Regions from separate parts of the Mus musculus genome. Here region 1 is linked to region 2. A link is a loop called in an ENCODE intact Hi-C map of the cell type or tissue named here. Cell type or tissue: left cerebral cortex. All regions are shown on one strand.

What was found. A loop is a pair of places that touch in the nucleus more often than their neighbours do. Peaks named below come from ENCODE experiments on the same cell type or tissue, not always from the same donor. Only the 100,000 strongest peaks of a DNase experiment are listed, where the experiment ranks them.
Region 1: it touches region 2 in a loop (5-fold over the local background); 2 of 42 quality-filtered maps call a loop at or near these places.

Annotation. Positions count from the first base shown.
Region 1 is chrX:73,490,594-73,498,593 of GRCm38, reverse strand. It overlaps Bgn (biglycan), which reads right to left. Exons shown (of 8, transcript NM_007542.5): 2 at 7,564-7,815; 3 at 7,164-7,276; 4 at 6,433-6,646; 5 at 5,761-5,871; 6 at 5,538-5,631; 7 at 5,256-5,394; 8 at 2,658-3,995. The coding sequence starts at 7,804. The coding sequence ends at 3,798. Among named protein-coding and RNA genes, the nearest start is that of Atp2b3, 8.5 kb to the left of the region's middle. In left cerebral cortex, CTCF peaks have their summits at 4,820 (motif pointing right) and 7,595 (motif pointing right); DNase peaks (open chromatin) are centred at 4,812 and 7,434.
Region 2 is chrX:73,224,552-73,232,551 of GRCm38, reverse strand. F8a (factor 8-associated gene A) reads right to left here and starts at 4,246. Exons shown (of 1, transcript NM_007978.3): 1 at 1,757-4,246. The coding sequence starts at 4,236. The coding sequence ends at 3,091. In left cerebral cortex, no CTCF peak of the experiment used is centred here; DNase peaks (open chromatin) are centred at 3,310, 3,682, 3,990 and 4,377; H3K4me3 peaks cover 2,921 bases; H3K27ac peaks cover 1,830 bases.

The sequences.
Region 1 (8,000 bases), 270 kb before region 2:
AAGGGCATGCCTATGTAGGTATATGTTTGTTTTATGTATGCTCATGCATATATGTGTGTCAATATTGTGTATCATTAGTGTGTGCTTTCTTAAGTTTTTATGCACATTATGCACATAAGCTTCTGTCTTCACACACAGGCTTGTATGTGCATATGTGTACATATATATATCTGTGTGTACTTGTGTGAGTGTGTTAATTTGTGTTTGTATGCATGTATTTGCTCTTTGTGCATGTGTGCTCATATATGTTTGCACATATTCATGCATGTTCATTCACAAGCTTGTGAGTGCATCTATGCATTTTTGTCTCAGTGTGTTCATGTGTTCACATGTGAATGTTCACCAATCTGATGGCTGCCCAGCTGACCTCTGCTTTGAGCCCCATATGAACATGCCCACTGCCTTTGGTAACTCTGGCGCTCACAGCTCTCTCCCCCTTGCCACATTTTTCCCTGCTCAGCACGTCAGGTTGCTTTAGTGCCATGACCCTGCAATGCACTCTTCCTTTCATTCCTCATTCAAGTCCAGGTACTCACAAGTTGGGCTGGAACTTGTCCTCTGTGCTCTATAGAATCACCACCATGGAGCTTCCTATGACCAAAGCCAGTGCCCAGGATATAATCCTATCTTCCAACCCAATGAAAATGACAGTAGGTGACTATTTTAATATAACTGTGGGCTTTTTTGAGATCAAGTCTCATGTAACCAAGGTCATTCTTGAACTCCTGATTCTCTTGCCTCTACCTCCCAAGTGCTAGGATTAAGTGTGCACCTCCACTCCTGGCTTCACTGTGGTTTTTTTTTTCAGTTCATTATTGTCTAATAACTTGAAATACACTCAATACTAAAGTGAGGTTGAAGAATATATATATATATATATATATATATATATATATATATATGAATATTTATTTTTATGCATTTGTGAGTGCCCAAGTATATGTATGTGCACCACATGCAAGCCTGGTGTCCACACAAGAAGGCATTTGGTACCTAGAAGAGGAGATTTGGATCCCCTGGTTGTGAGCTGCCCAATGTGGGTGCTGGAAACCACATATGGGCCCTCTGAAAGAACAGCAAATGCTCATAATTGCTGAGCCATCTCTCCAGTCACAAGACAGAGGAATTTATCCTTTCAGCCCAAACCAAGTGCTCTGAAAATGGAGCCCACCTTTAACCATGGCCTACCAGTCTCATGGGCTCCTGCCTGGGGCCTTACAGCTTTTGGTCTAAATAGTGTGGAGCTGTCTGTGGAATCCTTTCTCTGAATTTAACACCTATGCAACACTTGTCCCCTCAGCTGGTGGAGGTTGCACTGCCCTACTGGGCCTTGTAAACTTTTCTGAAATGAGAGAGAGACGAATTGAAAAAGAAAAGTGACTAGCCAAGGAGAGGGACAGGAAGGGAAGGGAGACCTGTTGAAGTGAGCCATGGCCCCCAGACCACCCCCACTCAGAGAAACACACTGAGGGCTTCACCTTTCTGTTTCCACCAGGTCTCCTTGCTGCTTGCCCCTCCTTACTACCAGCACGGGGACCGGATTGAGGCCCTGACTCCTGGCCTTTGGCCAGTGCCCTTGCCCTGTGTCTGCCCAGCTCAGCAGAGATTGCCAGGCTGTGGAGCACATGCCCCAGAATAGTGCTATGATGCTGCTGGGTGACATTCTATCGCTGGGCCACAACACCAAGTGGCGCCTCCCACCCCCAAAAGGAGAAACCTGGGGACATTGGGTGCCCTGGATTGCCAGGCTAGGAGGGTATAGTTGTGTGTGAGAAGCCAGAAGCTTGTCTCTGGGTGCACCTCTTTTGGCCTGTCACTCATACTGGTCTTGGTGCTCTATTTTTGCTACCTGGCTGTTGCTGTATAGGGAAGCCCCAGTTCCCATGACCTGAGCAGAAGGGCCCACTTAGCCCAGGCCCACTTCAGTCCTTTGGGGGTCTATTACTTTCCAGGGCAGCTTGTGTCCCTAGTGGGCATGCATCCATGGACCTGAACTGGAGCCTCCGTCAGGATTTAGCTGCAACTTGCTCTCATCTCTCAGGGATCTATGTAGTACTGGTGGGAAGGCAAGCCAGGTTGGCCCAAGTAGCTGTACCAATATACTGCCTAAGGCCAAAGGCTCCTCCCCTCTGCCCTTTCCTAGTGTTAGCACAGATACTAGTCATAGCCCAGACTACAACAGTGTTTTTGGCATTACTTTTTTTTTTTTTAATTCCATCTAGACAGGCAGACAGAATTCTCTCTGCTGGGGTATTGAAGCTCCCATCGTAAAAGGAGTGGGACCTACGTTGGTATCCCATAGCCAGCAGTTCCTTGACAAATGCTCTACTCTGAGAGGACAGATGACACCTCAGGTGTGGCTTGCTTTTTTGAGTCCAGCTTAAGAGCAATTGAGGCAATGGAAGGACCAAGAAAGGAGAGGAAAGCAGATAGGGCCTAGGCCTTATGTCTGGTCATTTGGGATGTGCTTTTATAGTTCTGGACCTGAGGGTGAGAGGGGCCTTCTTCTACGGGCAAGGGCAACAGTGAAGAGGAAGCACAATGATGTAAACTGGGGATGGAAAGGCAGAGCCTTTGAGGTGGCCTGAGGAGGCCCTTGTTTCACCTCTGCTTTTCTCTTGATGCCCAGTGATGTTTCAAAGAACTGGCACACAGACTCGTATTGCACAGTGTTTCTTTAATTGAGAGACAACTGACCTCATAAGCAGCACTCCCTCTTGCTGGGTGCAACTGACCATCACCTCCTACCACATCAGGGACCCAGGGGTGAGGGAGGGGACCTAGCCATCTTGGGGAGAGAGCAGGGGCCAATGCAAACTGGTTCTGGCGGCTCTGATGGCCTGCTGAGCCTCTCCAGGGGCTAGGAAGCTCCTTGATCCTCGTCTTGATAGCAGAGTATGAACCCTTTCCTGGACAAAATGGACAGGATTCTGGGCCTCCACCTTCCAGCTTCCTCCAGGGTTGGGGGGTCAAGTTCTGGGTAGGGCAATCAGGAAGATAGTTGCCCCATATTTGTTTGTGGAGGGACTGGCTAGAGACCTGTGAAGCAGAAAGCAGCCTGGGGCAGATGATCCGTGTGTGTGTGTGTGTGTGTGTGTGTGTGTGTGTGTGTGTGTGTGTGTGTTGTCAGAGAGAGACAGATACAAAGATAGAGAGATACACAGAGACAGAGAGACAGAAATAGAGACAGACAGAGATATAGGCAAGGAGATACAGAAAGAGACAAAGATGGAGAAATATGACCTAGGTCCAGAGATGGAAGGGGACAGGTCAATAACTCCAGAAGGAAGAAAAGTGTCAGGAAGCATAACAGGGTTGGAGAGAGGGAAAGATCCAGGAGTTAGTACAGCCAGGTTGTAGCTGGGATTGACAGGTAGTGAACTTGTTGAAGAGAGAACACCAGAGGATAAGGGCAGCAAGCAGAGCCCAGGAGAGCTGGAAGTCAGACATGAGCAAGGAAGAGGAGGAACACATGCCTGGATGGAACAATGGCGGTGGCAGTGTGCTCTATCCATCTTTCCTAGCCCCTCTTGCCAAAAACATCTGAGTTTCAGGATGAGCAAGAAGAAAGATTTATAGGGAGTCTCTGAGTGGACATGGTTGATGAATGTTAAATTTCAAAGGTTGAGGGGAATGGGTGAGAGGGCCAGGCCATGTGCATATATGCATGCTTAGGAGTCAGGGGGAAGCTGTGGTGGGGCAGTGAGTTAATATTGGGGAACAAAGGTGTTGCTTCTTCATCTGGCTATGTTCCTCAGAGACTCTCACCAAGGCCACCATGGTGGCAACCACTGCCTCTACTTCTTATAATTTCCAAATTGGATGGCCAGGCGGTCAGTAACGCAGCGGAAGGTGGCAGGCTGCACTTCCCAGTAGGGCACAGGGTTGTTGAAGAGGCTGATGCCATTATAGTAGGCCCTCTTGACTCCGAAGCCCATAGGACAGAAGTCATTGATGCCCACCTTGGTGATGTTGTTGGAGTGCAGATAGACAACCTGGGGGCAGAGGGAATGTATCTGAGGCTTTTGTCCAAGGATCAGTGACCCAGAGCCATCCCAATCTGTCCTAGCCTGGGTAGTTGCTGTAAGTTGTAGGCAAGATGGAGAGTAGAAAGGTCAGGCCTGCCTTCACATCGGACCCCATCAATCACTTCTTAGTGTCATTTCATAGTCACCCTTTGAAGGTGATTCTTCTCAGGGTTGAGAGGAGGGCATACCGGAGTATGTTAGTGGGTGTAAGCTCTGATTAGGGCACAGGTATTTGGCTGGACTCAGGTCAGGATGAAGGGCTCAAGTGCAGTGTATAAACGAGTGGTGAGTTGGGATGGGTGGGGTGGAGGCTGTGTTTGGTAGAATGATGCTGTAAAACAAAGCAAACTTTGATTCTGACATGATATCTGTGTAGGAAAGACAGTGCCGAGCTAGAGAAAGTATCTAAGGAGCTAAAGAGATCTGCAACCCTGTAGGTGCAACAACATTATGAACTAACCAGTACCCCGGAGCTCTTGACTTTAGCTGCATATGTATCAAAAGATGCCCTAGTCGGCCATCACTGGAAAGAGAGGCCCATCACACACACACAAACTTTATATGCCCCAGTACAGGGGAACGCCAGGGTCAAAAAAATGAGAATGGGTGGGTAGGGAAGTGGGGGGGGGGAGGGTATGGGGGACTTTTGGGATAGCATTGGAAATGTCATTGAGGAAAATACGTAATAAATTAAAAAAAAAAAAAAAAAAAAAAAAAAAAAGAAAGACTGTGCCTTAGGTTAGGAGCTCACTGGTGATAGAAAGGTTACTGGCCACTAGAGGGTGCTCTTAGCCTGGTATGGGAAGTGCTGCCCTAGAAGAGGATGAACGTGCTTTCTACCATTATGAATGGATCTGAGCTTAAACAAACAAACAAACAAACAAACAAACAAACAAACAAACAAATAAATAAATAAATAAAAAACAAAACAAAACATAAATAAAATTGAGGTCCAGAGTAAGGTTGGGAAAGACCTAGTTTGCTCATGTGTTTGGAAGCTAAGTCAGGGAAGGAGACTCCCCTTTTCCAACCACAAACACGAAGCAGACACTGTTCCACTGAGGCCTGGATGAGTACATGAGACCCAAAAGTGAATCTAGGTCTTATTCTGCTCTCTACCCTGTGCCCCTTTATAAAGGGAGACAGGAGATCCAGGCAGTTAAGAGGCTGGTGCAGAGAATGGACCTTCTACAACTCCCCATCTAGTCTTGGAGAACCAGCTCTCACCTGGAGGAGCTTGAGATCTGGGAGGCCAGCAGGCACCCGGGACAGCTTGTTGTTGTCCAAGTGAAGTTCCCTCAGGGTAGGCAGAAAACTCAGGCTCCCATTCTCAATCATCCGAATCTGATTGTGACCTAAGCCCAACCTGAAGGTAAATGAATTAGAGGTCGTCAGAGGCTGGGGGAGAGGAGGACTCTGGGATAGAGCACAGGGACCTGGGTGCCACCCTATAACCTGCCCCATTTGCTAATGGATCCCTGCATCCCCCAAGGGCTGCCTCAACCCCACCTGTACAGCTTGGAGTATCGAAGTAGGTCCTCCAACTCAATAGCCTGGATTTTGTTGTGGTCCAGGTGAAGTTCGTTCAGGGTCTCAGGGAGATCTACCCAGAAGAGAACATGCTGGGAGGTAAGTGCAGGGTCTGGGGCAGATAAAAGGCCCATTCTCTGCTCAAGTACACTGTGCAAGGCCCATCAATGCTTTTGGAGGTTGGGTATTGACACTCTCCTACCTTTGGGGATGCCAGTGAGCTTGGCCTCTGAGATGCGCAGGTAATTGAGCTTCAGGCCATCAAAGGCTCCTGGTTCAAAGCCACTGTTCTCCAGGGGATTCCCGCCCATCTCTAGGAGAGAAGTCCTGTGAGCCCTGAAGCCAATCTCCACCAAAGCCTGTTCTTTTCTGGACTGCAGCTCTGCTGATTGCTTGCTCTTCCCACTTCCATAGAAAGCAGGTTGTGAATTTGCACCGCTAACTACAAATTCCAGCTGTTCTGCATGACTAGCTCAAGGCCTCTGCCACTATTCTTGGTCTTTGGGAGTTGGGAAGCAAGAGGAAACTGTGGGGACCCAGAAAGCCATCCAACGTTTGCTGCTGTGGTGGTCCACTGCCCTTCTCCCTTTCTCTCTCAGTCCAGTCGGTGTCCTATACCTTCCTTTTACCCATATTGTTTTTTTTTTTTTCCAGAAACATACTGGTCTTTTTTAGACTATATTTGAGACTCTTTCTTCAACCGAGCCTTTATAGCCACCACAGTCTTTTTCTTCATGTCCCAAAACAAACATCTGGAACATTCTGAGGCACACAGGGCTTTTCCATGACTACATGGACCCAGCTGCCCTGGCTGAAAGAGATATCCTCTACCTGTCTCCTTTATGCCTGATGCTAAGGTACAGACTAGTCTCACCAATGCAGTTCATGTTCCGGAGCCCGCTGAACACGCCCTTGGGCACTTTGCGGATACGGTTGTCATGGATTCGTAGTTCTACCAGGGAGCTGGGCAGGTTGGGAGGAATCTCCACCAGGTGGTTCTTGGAGATGTAGAGTTTTTGCAGCTTCCGCAGAGGGCTAAAGGCCTTCTCATGGATCTTGGAGATCTTATTGTTTACCAAGACCAGGGCCTAAAACGGGGCAGGCAACCAGGGTGAGCACCCCAGCCCCCCACTCCACCTCCCCTCTCCTCTGCCTCCTGAACTTGCTACTGATGGCACTTGGGAAACATCTGAACCTTTAATGGTCTCATGGAGATCAGTATGTGTTGGTGAGTAGAGTGTAGGGCAAGGAGCTGAGGTTAGCTCCAAGCTGCCCTGGTAATGCCATCACTGCCTAGCATACTTTGCTAGACAGTTTCTCTAAGAGCTATGATGGAATACACTTTCTGTGTTGTTCAGATGAGTCAACAAAACGTAAAGATTTCTGTCAAAAAAAAATGGGACCTGACAGATTTCGTCTTGTACCCATACATATAATGCATGGTTTTGGGCGTTCTCATTACAGCCAGCTCTAGACTTATCTCAGGACTCCATCGGTTCCCACCCCTCTTCCCAACCTCATTTGTGAGTACCCTTCTTCCAAGTCATAGGAACATCAAACTCCTCCTGGCTCCTCAGAAAAGGCAGGAGGCAGGAGGAGGCTTACGTAGAGGTGCTGGAGGCCTTTGAAGTCATCCTTGCGAAGCTCAGAAATGTCATTGTTCTGCAGGTCTAGCAGTGTGGTGTCAGGTGAGATCTCCTTGGGCACAGTCTTCAGACCTGGGGGCCAGCATCATCACCAGCATAAGCCTGGCTCATCCAGTCTGTTGTCACAGCTGGTGTAAAGGGGGTGGGTACATACATGCATATGGACACACACAGACACTGGGAGAAATGCAGGGACTCTGAGCACCCTCATACACCTCAGCCTGTGGTGACTCAACCTCCCCACTCCTACAGTTTTAAACCCATCTCACAGGGTAGCAAATGTATTCTTTTTAGTAAGGGCTCCCAGGCAGGGCCTGTGCTTCTCTGTACACTCTTAGCCTAAGTGCTTAGTGACTCACCCAAGTCAGAGCACTGAACAACCCGCAGGTGGCAGTGGCAACCGAAAGGACACATGGCACTGAAGGTAGGTGTGACAGAGTCCAGGTCGGGGACACCTGAAGTGGTGTCTGAACCTGAAGCCTCCTCATCATTCATCATGAGCAGCCCATCATCCAAGGTGAAGTCCCAGAAACCCTTCTGCTCAAAGGGCAAGGCCTGGCTCAGGGCCAGCAGCAAGGTGAGTAGCCACAGGGGACACATGGTCAATGTTCCTGGGAGCAAAAAGTGAGAAGAGCTGTAGGTTAGTTTATCCTCCCAGCAGTAGTAGCTAGGGTTCTCTCTCTCTCTCTCTCTCTCTCTCTCTCTCTCTCTCCCTCTCCCTCCCTCTCCCCCCCCCTCTCTCTCACACACACACACACACACACACACACACACACACACACACACACACACACAC
Region 2 (8,000 bases):
GTGGAAAAGATGTAAAAACCTGTCCTTGGGTCCGAAAAGCTGGAAACCGGAAGTGATAAAAAAGCCTGCTCATCTGAGTTATGTGTTGGGCCTCCACATCTCCCACAACCAGGACTGGAAATACCTAGTATTCTAAATGACCCTTTTGCTATCTGTACAACCAGGGGCTCCCCCCCCCTAGCTCCCACAACCAGGACTGGAGATACCTAATTGTCTAAATGACTGTTATACTACCTGCAGAGGCACAGGCTCACCCATGCTGCCACAACCAGGACTGTATATAAGTAATAGCATAAATGACCTCTAAGCTATCTGTGTGGCTCAGACCATGAGGGATCCTTCCTGAAGCCCTAAAGCTAGCACAGACAGCCTAGCCTCAGAACCCATCTTCTTGGAAGAAATGACATGTGCCCTGGGTGGCATTTTGGTGTAATTATGCTTCCTTGTGCACTGGAGATTGCGGTACACCAGGAAACACTTTTCCTACTTATACCGTGTTGAATGTGCTGGCAACAAGCGCCTGGCCTCTGGTCCACTGAAGTTTGATCCCAACTGACAAAGTGGATCTCAAAAAGGTGAGTTTTTATTCTCACCTCTTTGCTGAGCATTTCCCTGCTTGTGGTGACACCTACAGAGACCACACACACACACACACACACACACACACACACACTCTGCTGTACAAACCAGTCATGCTGCATATCCAGAGGTGAAGTCATAGGCAGTAAGTGAAGGGTGTGTGAGTTGGTGAGTTTTACAGCTCAGAAATGACAGAAAAATAATTACTTGGTCATGAAGGTTGAGTTGCCCTGGTGCTGGGCTGGGTGGGCACTCAGCAGAAAATCGTCCCCATGTAGTGACACTACACCTGTCATAGTACACAGGGTGGACCACAAGAAGTAGGGCTACAGCACCTGCCCTTTTAGAAAATCAAACTCTTGGACTTACTGCCTTGAGAAGGGGCAATCACTATCCTCCTAGTTGTCTTTAGGCAGGATCTTTCACTGAACTCAAGTTCCACATTTTATTTACGGCGGTTGCCCACACAGCTCTCTTGATTCACTTGTCTTCTTTCTCCAATGTTGAGGTTATAGCTATGCACATCTATTCCCTGTTATTTTTTTTTAATGTACTGAGAATTCTCACCCATGTCCTCATGCTTGCACATCAAGATTTCTTTCTCAGAATCAATCTCCCATGCTCATATTTGGTCATTTCCCCCCATCCTTATCTGGTGACACTTGGTATCAGTGGTACTGAGAATCTGTTTCCGAGGGAAATAAGAGTTTGGATCCAAGAAGAATCCTTATTCTCAATAGCATGTTCATATATTCTCTTCAAGATTATCTTTGGAATTAAGGTTTTAGCTTAATGGCAGAGCCTTTGTTTAGCAAGTACTATACCTTGGGTTTGGCCCTCAGCATTGGGAAAAATCTATCTCTAGGAATTCCCTAAGAACCACTGACTGCATTGTTCACTCTCATTTCAGGCAGATAGCAGAAAGGACAGTGTATGGTTAGTTTGAGGTGGGACCTTTAGGATACATTATTCTGAAAGTGTATCCGATGGGAAAGTTGCTCTGCCTAGGTCTTTTGAATTTCCCAGGCTTTTGCCATCATCATCTTGTAACACTTTCAGATACTGACAGCAAGAAAGTCGCCAGCCGACCTTGAACTTGAAGGATATGCCAAAATAAACCTGTTCTTTATAGCTAGCACCACCTTTGTGTGTTTTGTTATTAGCAATAAGAATCAGTAAGGCATTAAATTTATGGAATTCATTGGTTTTGTACATATACCCCATAGGCCAATTACCAGCTGGCCTTATAGAATGGTGTTCTAACTTGGGGTTAAATAGGGTGACAATGTAGTGGGAAAACATTTAGGAAAGTTGGAATGCTACCCTTGCAGGTGTGCTGGGTGCCTTAAACCAAGATTCAATATATGACACCATATTTCTGAAAGCAAAGATGCATTGATCCAGGAACTACAGAGAAAAGTAGAACTGGCTTTGTATCACTTAATACTCAGTCAGAAACATTTCTTTGCTATTTGCCCCAGCAACACTGGGTTACATAGTTTAGTACCTCTAGTTTTCAAGGTCAGAATATTTAAGGGAATACCATTACAGTTTTATGCAATTAGATTTCTCAGAACATGGTCCTGAAAGGCAGAATAGAACTTAGGTATTGGCTGTGAAGACAGATCTCGATTGTACAGGGGTAATTGTGTTGTGGTACACAGTGAGAGCAATCAAAACCCTGGTTTGGAAACAGAGGACCAATTCTAAAAACTTTGACTCATCTCTTGCCAAAAACTTCTGGATAACAGAAATTTGCTGCAACCCAATAAAGGCAGGATCACCAAAAGATCACAGATGCTACTCAGGAGAAAGGTTTTGGTCATTCCATCAGGAAGAACCTGGGCTAGCAGAGTGTACAGAAGATAAAATAAATCTGGAATGTATGACAGAACATGTCAGTTCTGCTTATTAACATAGTCCTCATGTTCAGATACACAGAGTATTTGTATGTAACAACAGTTACATTTTATGTCATCTGGTGCTTTTCCCACTCCCCAGACTGCTGTGCTAGTTTATATAGAAACGAAGCAATAATGTATTAAAAGAGAGATTATGCCCAAATTGTCAAATCCTCACAATTTTCAAGACACAAATATTTCTAATCTTTTCTAAATACTTCTTGGTGATGCCACACCCCACCAGGAACAAAAGAAAAGGAAATCAATACGCCAAAGGAACATCTGTCCTCCTGAGTTTATTGGCACTATACCTAGAACAGCCAGGAAAATGAATCAACATTATCTAGCAACTGACAGATGCATAAAGAAAGATTACTCCGTAGAATCTCCTCCAGCCTTAAGGATGAAGTTTTCTCATTCGAGGCAATAATGGATGGAATTGGAGGGCACTAATTTAAGTAACTTGCTAGGCACACAAAGCCAAATTAACATGGCAGCAATAGAAATGAAAAGAAAAACAAGACAAAAACAGACAAAAAAAACAGAAGCTAGATCACATGTTTCATCACCTGTCCCCAAAGATAAAACAAGTTGGTAAGAAGGTGACTTATCAGACACCCTGTCCAGAGGGAGAGATGGTTTCCTGCAGAACGAGGTGGAGGAGGTGGTTCTGCTCAGCGGTTAGCAGTGGCCACATCTCCACCTGCAGCTTCTTGATGCCTTCAGTGTCCTTTTCTTGGGCAGCCATGACCAGAGACTGCAATAACAGAAACAGCTCCTCAGGAAGCTGGCCGCTGGTATCCTGGCCATGGCCATCGAAAGCCTCCCAGGAGTACTTCTCCAGGGTCTGGGCATGCTCGGGCAGCAGCTTGGCAGGTGGTGGTTGCAGGAGCAGCAGCAGCAGTACACGGGACACCTCACACCTGACTAGGACGTCAGCAAAGGCACCGAGTGTGCCAGGTGAAGGCGCAACAGAGCCTGGGGCGTGGTCCGGGGGCTGCGGGAGGGGCAAGGTCGAGCCCAAGACAGGTCTCGGCTGGGGTCCCGACAGGGGTGGCTGGGGCCCAGAAGGCGGCTGCGGCAGCAGCTCGAGTTGCTGTACCGGGTGGCCCCCATGCTCCCGTGCCAGGCGTTGCATGCGTGTAAATAGCGCCAGGGCGCCTGTGTAGTCGCGCGCCAACAGCTGGCAGGAGGCAGCATCACCAAGCGCTTGCAGTGCGGCCAGTGGCATCAGGGGCAGGTGCAGCTGGGCAGCCCGCTGAAAGTGACCGGCAGCAGCGGCCGGCTGGCCCACTGCGCGAAGGGCAGCAGCTAGTTCCAGGCACAGTGCAGCAGCGGCGGCAGGCTGGCCGAGCTCGAGGTGCAAGCGCACAGCGGCGCCGAGGGCGCTGGCGGCCGCCTGCAGAGGCTCCCCGTAGGCGGCGGGACAGCCCAAGCGTTGGCGCGCGTCGCACTCCTGCCGCAGGAAAAGTCGGGCCGCCTCTGTGAGGGCCAGCGCTTCCCCGGGCCCATGGAAGAGCGCCTGCTGGCAGCGCGCCACAGCCAGCTGGCACCAGGCAGCATAAGGCAGGCACTCCTGGGCGCGCAGCTCCCGGGCTAGCTGGGCGAACTGCTCCCCGGCCTCGGCCACGTTCGGCTTCCTCAAGAAGCGCTTCTTGAGCTTGTTGGACACCTGCCGATAGCGTGCCAAGAAGTCCCCAGCCTCTGAGCCTGGCCAGGCACCGCCGCCCAAGGAGGACGCAGAGCCCGCAGCCATGTTGACCGGCTAGCCGCGCCGCCTTACTTCCGGTTGAGGGAGGGCTGAGGGGGAACAGCTATGACTAACGCTACGCTGCGCCTAGCCCACAATGGGATCACAATTCATCACCTCCGCTTCCGCCTCAGGCGCCCCAGCGCTCTGCTGTAGCCACAGTGATGTGCAAAGTGCTGTTGAAGGAGGGATATGGAGGACTATAAAAGCCAATCAAGGAAGAAGGGCTGGGTGCCTACCCAAACAGTCCCCGTATGGAATTAAATTCTGCGGGGGTGGGGCTTGAGTGACGCAAATGGAGGGGGCGGGTCCAGTGCCAGTCAAATATGCAAAGGATTTCTCTGCTGCCAGGATTAGCATCGTACCCCTCACTTCCTCAACAAACATGAGACCTGACTGAGCAAGCTAGTACAGGTCCTGCCATGGTGGGAGCCTTTGCTAGTTTACAGCTTATTTACAATCATATACACATTGATATACATATCACCTGCAATCATATACACATTGATTTTGAAAGAGTTTTCATGAAGGATTTTTAGCAGGACATGCACTACCAAAGGCACTTTAAATTAGCTATTGTACATGCATGTGTTTCAATTTATACCAAGTATTTAAAAACAAAGAAGGGATTCCTTTTACTTTATTTTGAACTATCTCAATTAGTCCAAATGATTACCTACCAGAACTTGAACAAAAGGGGGGAGTGTACATTATTAAATTTATATATAAAGGATTATATACTTGCACCTAGTAGAGAATTACGTGCCTGAAAATAATTTGTCAAGATGTACAACAGAAGCTAATTTTCATTTCGCAAATTCTCTTGTCTTCTCCTTAGTTTTTCATGGTGTGATACACTTGGATCCTATCCTCCAAATTCTAAAAAAGCAATCCATTGATCCAAAAGTCAAATGAACTCAGCAAATAAAGGATGTGTTAATTTTCTACTCTTATCGTGAACCAAAAAATAGAATTGTGCATAGCAGACCTATCATTTAAAAGCATCAATGGAGGCCTGAGAGAAAGCTTACTGCTTAAGAGCATTTGTTGCTCTTGCAGAGGACCTGAGTTCATTTCCCAGTAAAACACACAGACACATAAAGAAATAATTTTTAAAAACCATCAATGTCTTGATCAATCTCTCTCTGTCTCTCTCTCCCTCCATCCCTCCTGCCCTCCTGCCCTCCCTCCCTCTGAAAAAAGCCAGTATACCAATTTCTCTCTTAAATGACAACCTATCCCATAGAACAGTGATATATCACATATGTACTTTAGGTTTCAAATGAGTGCATTTATGTATATTGCAAGCAAATGTAAAACAATAAACAACATAATACAGCACATAAATAGAAGAGGCAGGCAGCAAAGTATTATCAAACCAGGCACTTACAACCTTTAGCCAAAAAGACTTAAGATAGCTTAATTAGTTAAGAGAACAAAGGGAACATCATTAAATTGGGCACTTAAAACATCCAGTGTAATGACTGGAAAGACCTACTGAGATGGGCTGGAGTTCCAGTCCTGGGCAGAACAACTTCTTCACAGACCACTTTCCAGTTTCTCATTTCCATCAAGCAGTTTTATAGCATGGGGTCAACTATTGTAATAATAATAACCTTTGTCGGAAATGATCCCTCTTCTAGCTGTCTTAAAGATGTGCTCTTTTAAACAGCCTTTGCTGTTTGTTGTTCTCCTCCCTCGCTGTCAAAAAGGCAGGGGTTAACCTGTCTAAATAAAGGGTCTCAGATGACACTTGACATAAACATGCTTAAGTCTGAGATAAGAGGGCCTCTCTTGTTCTCAGTGCGAGATCTCAACAAGCACAAGCATCCCAATGCAATATAACTATATAATTTGTATTACACATATTAGCAATATGAGAATAGGTTGGAGATGTGAGCCAAATGTTTGAAACACAAATATTTCCATCTTCCCTATCCACAATAGATTTTCTAAACATGCTTTCTTTGTGTTGACAAATACCATAAGCACATAGATATTTCTCAATCACACTGTAAAACCTCATTATAAAAATCTTAAGGAATTACTTTTCAAAAAATTTAATCTTGTGGCAATTTTATAAATTCATCCACCAACCCGCAATTCTGTCAACAAAGTTTTGCTGAACAATCTCAAATTGAAAATCATCCTAAAAATACAGGTGACAAATATAGAAAGAAAAATATGTAATAAAAATTCAGAGAGAATGGAAGGCTTACCAAAGCTTTTATACCATTGTATACAAAACAGGTGATAGTTTGGGAACCAGGGAGATGGCTCCTTAGTTAAGAGTGCTTACAAGAGTGCAGGAGACACGAGTTCAGTTCTCAGCACCCACTTCATGTGTTCACAATAACCTGCAACTACAATTCCAGGTTAATGCAAGGCCATTCTCTGTCATGCACATGAATCCAATGCACATACTTACACACAGAGACAGTCAACAAAAATGAATACTAAAATGAATCTAATAAACAGTGTGACCACGATTAAGTCCTTGTATTCCTCAGTACTATTAAAATTCTAATATCATTTCAGATACTGTCATTTAAAAGAAAATTTTCTTTTAACCAGTATTAAAAACACATATATTCATTAGATGATTTGAAAATCACCACGGAGAGACCTGAATATCATGCCAACACAGTATCATTAACCACTCAGCATAATAAAAACACAGGTGAATTTGTACTTTCTGATGAAGTACATTCTATTGTGAACAGAAAGGTGGTAAAGGGGCTGGAGAGATGGCTCAGAGGTTAAGAGCACTGACTGTTCATCCAGAGGTCATGAGTTCAAATCCCAGCAACAACATAGTGGCTCACAACCAACTGTAATTGTGTCTGAAGACAGCTACAGTGTACTTGTATATAATAAATGAATAAATCTTTTAAAAAAAGAAAGATGGAGAAAAACTATATCAAATTTCTAATTATTGCATAAACAGTGGTTTCTGACCTTATGAAATCACACACACCAAACATTTCATAGGCAAAACTGATTTTATTTACCAATTTCCTATAATCCTCAGGGCTTCAAATGAAGTTAGTGCCCAGAAGGCTCAGGTCATCTAGTCATGGTCTGGAAAAGAGGCCACCATACAAGAACCAGACACTGAGTTGCCCCACCAAAGTGCACAAACTCAGCTGACTCATACCCCATGCCTTGGTGCATATGAGAAAGGCAAGATTGCAGGAAAACAGAGCCAATATTATCCCCACTTTATATGGGCCTGTGTTTCCCATTGCCCATCATCTCCCACATTCAGAATGCCCCTGTGTCCTACAGGATGTCTTCACTTCTGGTTTTGACATGTGACGGCAATCCTGCTTTTAGGCACATGCACTGGAAATGATAGGGGTTAGAAGCCTTAAAAACCTGTAGGGTTGTAGTATATTTTGGAGGAACCCAGAAACAATCCAATTGTGCTTCCAGAAAAAAAAAAATGTCGCGACCCCATGACCATGTTACATCTCATGTCACTTACAAGGGCAGAATTGACACTTCCTTCCTGCCGACTCCACAACTTTCATGTTTCCCAGGAAGCACCCTGGCAACTCAACCTTCATGACCTAGTAATTATTTTTCTGTCATTTGTGAGCTGGAAAACTCACGAACTCACATGCCCTTCACCTACTGCCTATGACTACACCTCTGGATATGCAGCATGACTGGTTTGTACAGCAGAGTGTGTGTGTGTGTGTGTGTGTGTGTGTGTGTGTGTGTGTGTGGTCTCTGTAGGTGTCACCACAAGCAGGGAAATGCTCAGC